Linked DNA regions of Homo sapiens: region 1 is linked to region 2. The links are chromatin contacts, found by Hi-C or POLR2A ChIA-PET in ENCODE. All regions are on one chromosome and are shown on one strand. The core of a region is the stretch at or near the end of the contact, and the rest is flanking DNA. Distances in the headings are between cores, read along the strand shown. Region 1 overlaps ITGA1 (integrin subunit alpha 1). Region 2 overlaps ITGA1 (integrin subunit alpha 1).

Region 1 (4,047 bases), core at 909-3,408, 42 kb after region 2:
GTAATTGGGCATTCTGCAGCTTGGGCTTGCTGCCTCTAGCATGGGGTAAAAGTACAATATGTTTTACTTGGTTACTTATCAGCCCATTAAGAGAGAACAATCTGGCCGGGCACAGTGGCTCATGCTTGTAATCCTAGCACTTTGGGAGGCCAAGGCAGGCGGATCACTTTAGGTCAGAAGTTCAAGACCAGCCTGAGCAACATGTGAAACCCCATCTCTACTAAAAATACAAAAATTAGCAGGGCGTGGTGGCACATGCTTTTAATCCTAGCTACTCGGGACCCTGAGGCAGGAGAATCTCTTGAACTCGGGAGGCAGAGGTCACCATAGGCTGGGATCATGCCATTCCGCTCCAGCCTGGGCAACAGAGCAAGATTCCGTCTAAAAAAAAAAAAAAAAAGAAAGAAAAGAGAGAACAATCTTCTCAGCTATTTTATCATTAATGGGAGACAAAAGGAAACAGAAGTAAGGATAGATATTAAAATGTGGATGAATCATGTACATATTCAAATGCATTTTCCATATTTAATTCCTTTGGTAAGTGACTTATAATTATTTGATTTAATGATTACTATATATATATATTAAAGGTCATGAAACAAAGCATAATCAGGGCTGAAGAAAATTAGGTCCCAGATCATTAAGTATGAGAACATAAAACAAATATAGCACTCTTAAAGTAAGGCCCATTTTCTTCAAGCTAGAGCTCTTTAAATATCTGACATACTATCACCAGAATGTGCTAATGATATTCCGTATACTTGTAAAATAAATTGGCAAACGTTGATAATATGTTTAATTTATTTGTAAAGCTACCACAGACATACAAAAGTCAATTCTGTTTTCTAAGCATGTAGAGGAAGTTGAAAAGAAATGCTGAAAGCACTTTCCCCTTCTTTTTTCCTTGTTTTCTCCTAGTTTCCAATTCTTTCTTTTCCTTTGTCTGTATTTTAGCACTCTCTGCACTGCTTTCTCAGTCTCCGTTGGGATATTTAAAAGCCAACCACAGGCTAAACATTGATCAAGTAAATAAACATTTAACTGGTGTGGGTTCTGCCTACAGCAGGATCATGTGACAAGATCTTAGGAGTTAGAGGACCTCCATTTTCCTAAGGCAGGAAAAGGTTGAGATGCCCAAGAGAATAAGATGGACTTATTGGACATAATCATCACCATTTAAAATGATTTGGATAGGTGCCATGGCTCACACCTGCAATCCCAGCACTTTGGGAGACTGAGGTGGGTGGATCACTTAAGGCCAGGAGTTTGAGACCAGCCTGGTCAACAGAGCAAAACCCCATCTCTACTAAAAAATACAAAAATTAGCTGGGCATGGTGGCGCAAGCCTATAATCCCAGCTACTCGGGAGGCTGAGGCAGGAGAATTGCTTGAACCCGGGAGGCGGAGGTTGCAGTGAGCCAATATCGTACCACTGCACTCCAGCCTGGGCAACAGAGCAAAACTCTGTCTAAAAATTAAAATAAAATAAAATGATTAAATACCTCATACAGATCTGGTGCTACCATTTTGGTCATTCCATGAGTATCTCTCTCCGAGGCTTGTCTAAGATTCAGAAGGATGTCAGGAAAGTCGGGGCACCATTGAGAGAACTCACTCACCTTAAAGCTTGTTAGACCTGGTTCCTTGGAGCCCTCTTTTGACCATGCAATACAAACTCGATGTGTCCTTGAGGAATCTCAGAAGGCTATAGCTGGAAAAGTCCCTATTCGACCATCTAATGAGACAGTGTCCTCAAATGATGAGAACACTGATGCCCAAGCAGTTGAAATATTTTGCCTAATATACTGTGGCTAGTTTAAGTGACCAAACCTAGAGCAGAAAACAATTTTCTTGCTCTGATTCAAGTTCCCAGTCCACTATCTCACACTATGAAGCACATAAAAAGCAGTGATGAACCATCTTCATTATGTGTCCCTGGGGTGTAATTACCGATCATACGAAGCAGAAAGATTAGAAGTAATAGGCCTTCTGCAGCTCTTGCAGCTGTGTTTCCACTGGGTGAGACAGTGTCAAGGGTAGAGGCTACAATACGAACTGGCGAGGGAGGAGAGCCAAGTGACAGACTTCCAGTCAGCAACAGGCTTGGGCCACTTGGCCAGGAGCCACCTAAGTGTCCCATATCCCCTATGCAGAGCAGTCCGGATACTCAGCCTCCAGCTCTTCTAGGAAACTAGCAATGCAGATGCCTCTATGAGTTTGAGATTGTCTAGCTCTGCCCAGTCCAAACGGAAGTGTCCCTGAATCAGTGGGAGGAAGAAGAGAGGCAACTGGTTGGATGAGGACTGAGTTTCATTTTAATTATCTTTGTATCCCCAGTGCCCTAAGTAAAATCGAAGCTCAAATATGTTTATTTGAATAGAGTAACTAATTATAGCCAGAATGTTGTCACCAATCTACTGTAGGCAAAACATTTGTCTCCTCTGAGCCTTGATTTCCAAGTCTATCAAGTAGAAATGTTAATAATGATCCTTGTAGTATTGTTCAAGGATTGACATAAAATTCCACATATGAACACCATTTGGAAACTCTAAAGCACTCTAGCATATAAAGGATAAAAGGTCAGGAAACGGCCTCCACATGGCAAATTCTCAAATAGTCCCATTGCCAATTTTGTTGTTGACATTCTTCCATTCATAAAATATATGCAATTTAAGTTGCAAGAAAACAGATATTTCTATTATAATGTGATATATTCATTCCTAAAAGCAATCTTGTGTTTTCTACAAAATCACACATAAAAATCATACAGCTTATGATAAAAACAGAGTTGGGGCAGTCAACTCAAAGTCCATACACCTTTTTAGCTAAAACATAAAGTCGAAACAACTCAAATAAAAATACTAGCATAATTTTAAAGGCATTTAGATTCCTAATAAATTCTATACTAAATAAATGATTACAGTGGAATGAAGTAAGAAAATGTTAAGGCTGAATAGTTGTGGGGACAAGGGCAAAATGAACTAAGTTTGGGGCCAATTATATAAGCCCTTCCAAGAAATCACACACAGCAAAACTAGGCAAAGAGGAAGAATACAAGGAGAATGGGAATTCCTTACAATACTGTATGAGTATATGCTTACTGTGTCCAACTCTTAGTGTATTTGGCATTCAAGTGGTGGCATTGGTAGTATAAACATTAAGGTGCTAGGGAAAACTGAATTATAGTGACTTATGTATTATAGTGACATCATTTTTCCATTTACCAATTCTGTATGAGCAAATTTCCTTATAGCAACATTCATTGGGAGGGAATATTCTTATTTTTTATGAATATCAGTGGGGCCATCTTCACACGGAATGGGGTGAGGAGAGCTGTCTAAAAACATACTTTTTTGACTGACATAGGTTCCTAGACTTCGGAACAGATTTAACAGTTTAGACCACTGGAGATAACTTTGAGAAACATTGACCCAAATTAAGCAGTCTAAAAATGCAAACTAAAGGCCGTCACAGTCATCCTTAATCTTAATGCTATTGAATGGTATCAAACTTTACTGAATCCAAGTCTTCGTATTTGCTGGTATATATAAACGTGCCTTTATCTATTAATCAACCAACATTTATTAAATAGATAAATCTGTGCTAGCTGTTGTCAGAATACATAATTGTTTCATACAATGACTGTAATGGCAGAAACACATGCACATACACACACACACTTAGAAAGTAGGCTATCAATACTGAAGAGTACATGAAACCTATCCATTTAGTGATAGAGATATTAAGGACTAAATAGATGAGAGTTTCATCTTTCCACTGGGCTAAGGGGTTTTAATCAAAACAGACAACCTTAAATTGGGGAAACTAGCAGAATATAGCAAATATCCTCCCAGCATATGCTCTTGTTAAAGCCAATAAAAAAAAACTGAGATAATACTATAAATTTCTTATTCATGTTTACCTGATTGATTTCTGGTCTCGGGAGAGAACTAAATGCTTCAAAAGTTTTTCTGCGGCAGTTAGGGCTCACCAAATATCACCAAATAATTATGTGCTTGTCTGTATGTCCCAGAGTCCCTAGCAGTA
Region 2 (3,867 bases), core at 908-3,407:
CAATAAAGGAGATGTGTTTAGAAATAGATATTAATTGGGGGGATAAACAAACAACTATTTGATTTTATGCAGAGATAGCCAGGGGCATTTTCTTTTAACTTAGGGAAAAGAAATTATTAACAGAAAGGACAACAGGCTTTAAGTAGTATCCTCTGGTCAGTTACTAACTTATTTGTATAATATGAGAGGAGAGATTATAATGTGATGGGTTGTTTGGGATGTCAGATTAGTTTTTACAAACTCTGACACCCGGCTCTGACATTACCAAAAGTGGCTATATCCATTTTAAGTAAAAATTAAACTATGAGTTTATAGAACTCTATAGGAGTTATTTTTCAAGTGCATTAAAAATGGCAGCTTTCATAATATTTTCTGTTTAGAAAATAACACAGCCTAGGTTGGGCACAGTGGCTCACGCCTGTAATACCAATGCTTTGAGAGGCAGAGACAGGTGTATCAACCAGAGGCTAGGAGTTTGAGACCAGCCTGGCCAACATGATGAAACCCCATCTCTATTACAAATTTAAAAAATTAGCCAGGTGTGATGGCGCATGCCTGTAATTCCAGCTTCTGGAGAGGCTGAGAAATATGAATTGCTTGAGCCTGGGAGGTGAAGGTTGCAGTGAGCTGAGATTGCACCACTGCACTCCAGCCTGGGCAACAGAGTGAGACTCTGTCTAAAAAAGAAAAAGAAAAAAGAAAAAAGAAAAAAATAGAAAATAACACAGCTTAAAGTAATGTCCTTTTTATCAGAAATAAGAACAGGAAATGGATATAAAATTCATTCTCAACTTTAGTTTTATTGATTAATTTGCTTTCAGAATATTTGGTTTTATTAAAAATTTGTGCATTTTTATCTTTAGAACAACAGAAATCAAAACACAAAGTCACATACCTGTGTCTGTTTAGGACCAATATCCATTCTTTCAAGAAGGTCATTTAAAAAAGCTGTAACACTGTCCCATGGGTAAATACTGTTGGAACCATCCAGCACTATGACTATGTCCAGTTGAGTGCTGCATTCTGCAATAAAAGGAGTCAATTGTCAAATTTGGAATCTATTTTTTTCAGAGGCATATGAAGTGCTTTCATGGCTGAAAGAAGTTCATTTTAAAAGATGAACTGATGTTCTCCAAAGTAGACACATTGTTTTAGCAATAAAAAATAGTTTTCGAAAAAGTAAAGATGATAAAAATATTCATTGCTTTCAATAACAATTGGTGTGGGATAAAATTCATACCTACTGAATTTTAATTAGTATTGTATGAGAGTTATCTTTGCAAATTTTCTCAATATGAATTTTATATAAGTTTTTATAAAACAGTTTTTGAGCATATCTCAAATGAAGTTACTTCTTTCTTCAAAGAGACTCATTCTTTAAATATAAGCAGCATGACAGCTTTATCTATGATGTTTAAAAATGACTTTGTAAAGTTATTTACACTAATATCAATTCCAAAAATAGCAGTCAGATTTTGTTATATACTGGCAAAGCAAACATTTACCTAAATTGGTAATGCTGGTAGCTAAGAAAATACTTTAAGCTTTTTGGTATGTTCCTTTGTATACATACGTCTCATTCATTGCATAGGCTTTTCAAACATGCAAGAACATTGCATAAAATCTGTACCTTGTACAGGGGCAATGGAATTCACGACTTGAAATGTGGGGCTGACGTCAGAACAGATTCCAGTTGTGTAATGCAAATGTCCACATCTATAGGCATATAAGGGCCCACAAGCCTTTAAAAAATTGTTTTAAAATTAGAAATCATTAGACTGAAAATTATATAACAGATCTTACAAAGACTTAAAATGATAGCATATCTGTTGTCAATAAATATCATTCTCTCCATTCTTACCAGAAATCCTCCATTTGGGTTGGTGACTAAAGTTGATCCAAATGTCATGTTCTCCTTTACTTCTGTGACATTGGGAATTGATGTATTAACTAAAAATAGAACAAAATTTTATGAGGGAGGAAAAGTTTCACAAAGTGAAATTTTAAGCATCTCTCATTAAGACATTCTATTTGTTTTGCTCATATCATAGCACATTCTTCTTTTGGTTCAACTAATTAGTCTTCCAAGTCTTCTTAAGGAATATAATGAACAAGCTAAGGCTGAAGAGTTGGCTCATGTCCCAGAAACTATTTCAGATAGTTTTGCTGAACTGTGAAAGAATGCAGAACTAGCAGGGCAATGAGAATGTGGGATTGCTTTTTGCACGTTCTTGCTAATTAAAGCAAAGTTTTTAATCTCATAATACTGTAGATATAATGTAATCTTATAACTTTGTTATAAATGACCAGTGATGAAACACGATTTTTGGCAAGAAAAGGGGAAATGGGTAGAAGATCAGAAAAGAAAACTCAAACACCAGTTTTTTGACCATGACTTCCAAAATCATGAGGACATCCTTTGGGTGACAAAGGAAACTAGAGGAATATTAGAGCAGTGTCCAGAAAGTTTTGATAAAGGAAACACAGTAAAGAGACTGCATTTGACATTCTGAAGGGAATGTTGGGTCCTGAAGCATGAAGCATGCCAGCCTAACAATATTGGCAAGAAGTTTCACTTTCTCACACTAAAAAAGAAAAAAAGACTGGACAGGAAAAACAAGAACTTCTAAATCTGCTTAGTAGAGTGGAATATTAGAAAGAGGCAAAATTCAGGTTGAGAAAGATTTGTCTCACTGTTTGTTCCAGAGGTTGTTTTCATGTTAAGACTGTATGTGGATTTAAAGTGGGGAATGGAAGCAGAGATTCTGGAATGGTCAGTTAGACTTCCTGATCTGCGCAATGGCCTTTGTCCAAGAGTTTAGTCTGGTTTGCTTTGAAAGCACCTAGAGCTGGGCGATTGTATGCATTGATCTTGTATAATCTGGATTAGAGTTTTATATACAAAGCTTGACCCAGAAAAAGCATTCCTGGGACAATTAGGGACTACAGTGGAAACTTCCCTACTGTACTTGATGTGGCTAAAATCTCTAGCCTAATTTTAAAACTATTCCAATTTCCAGTAAGGGAGGAGTAACTCCTAACAAAACAGCTCCTCTGCAAATCACAACTATAAATTCTAGGAAGAATTAAAAAAAATACATGAAACAATCACCTGAAGGCACTAGAAAGGTGGCAGAAAATGGAGGGGAATCCATACTTGGAAGAAGATACTGGCACTAAATGAGTTTTGTGCTTTTGTGTTTTGTTTTGTTTTTGTCCCCCACCCCTAACCCACCCCCAACCTAGGGAAGGCCCTGGTCAGTGGCTAAAACTCAAATAGAACTCCTAGTCTTACTGTACTGAATAAAAAGAGAACAGAGATTGAGGGCAATGACAGCAGCTGCAAAATGAGGAGGAGAGTAGTATATCTTAGAAAAAGAGCCACAAAACAACAGTTCTATAATATGCATATATATTTTATCCAAATAACTAGATGACTTGAATAGTAAATGCGCAGAGTATATTTCAAATAGCCCAGCTGAAATAAAACCTGAATAGAGATTTTAACTACTTGTCATTGCAAGAAAGTCAATGCTTGGAAATTGAGTTGAGCCAAGTAAATTTCCTGCTAATAAAAAAAGTTAAGACTATTCACAGGCATATAACAGAATCTAGAATCTCCACACCTGTAATTCAAAAATATAATCCAGGTTATGATCCAAAATTACAAGACAAGACAGGAAAATGTGATGCAACCTCAAGGAAAGGTAATAAATGGAAAGTGATGTTGAGATATTCCAGATGTTGGAATTATCAGGCAAGGATATTAAAGCAGCTATTATAAGTATGCTTATGCATGTAAAGAAAAAAAGTTCATAAAAACAAACAAATAGAAAATTCAAAAAAAGGAGAACTGAAAAATACAAT

What was found. Hi-C counts contacts between places; a loop is a spot of excess contacts on that map. ChIA-PET counts read pairs that join two places held with the same protein, here RNA polymerase II (POLR2A). Pooled maps may share reads with other maps.
Region 1: a map of breast epithelium shows a loop between it and region 2 (22-fold over the local background). The contact joins two enhancer-like sites. A Hi-C loop is called at or near these places in 6 of 168 maps with a recorded cell type or tissue (MCF 10A, breast epithelium, heart left ventricle and 2 more), 1 of 37 single-sample maps with no recorded cell type and 4 of 50 pooled maps. POLR2A ChIA-PET finds 5 or more read pairs at or near these places in 5 of 52 experiments (AG04450, BJ, activated B cell and 2 more).

Annotation. Positions count from the first base shown.
Region 1 is chr5:52,820,647-52,824,693 of GRCh38, reverse strand. The region is part of intron 1 of ITGA1 (integrin subunit alpha 1); the gene reads right to left. Among named protein-coding and RNA genes, the nearest start is that of PELO-AS1, 22 kb to the right of the region's middle. Within about 2 kb of position 2,158, at least 13 of the 41 ENCODE cell types and tissues checked have a DNase peak (open chromatin) inside an H3K27ac peak, as active enhancers do.
Region 2 is chr5:52,862,846-52,866,712 of GRCh38, reverse strand. ITGA1 (integrin subunit alpha 1) reads right to left here. Exons shown (of 29, transcript NM_181501.2): 4 at 1,862-1,950; 5 at 1,631-1,742; 6 at 896-1,023. Among named protein-coding and RNA genes, the nearest start is that of PELO-AS1, 64 kb to the right of the region's middle. Within about 2 kb of position 2,157, at least 2 of the 41 ENCODE cell types and tissues checked have a DNase peak (open chromatin) inside an H3K27ac peak, as active enhancers do.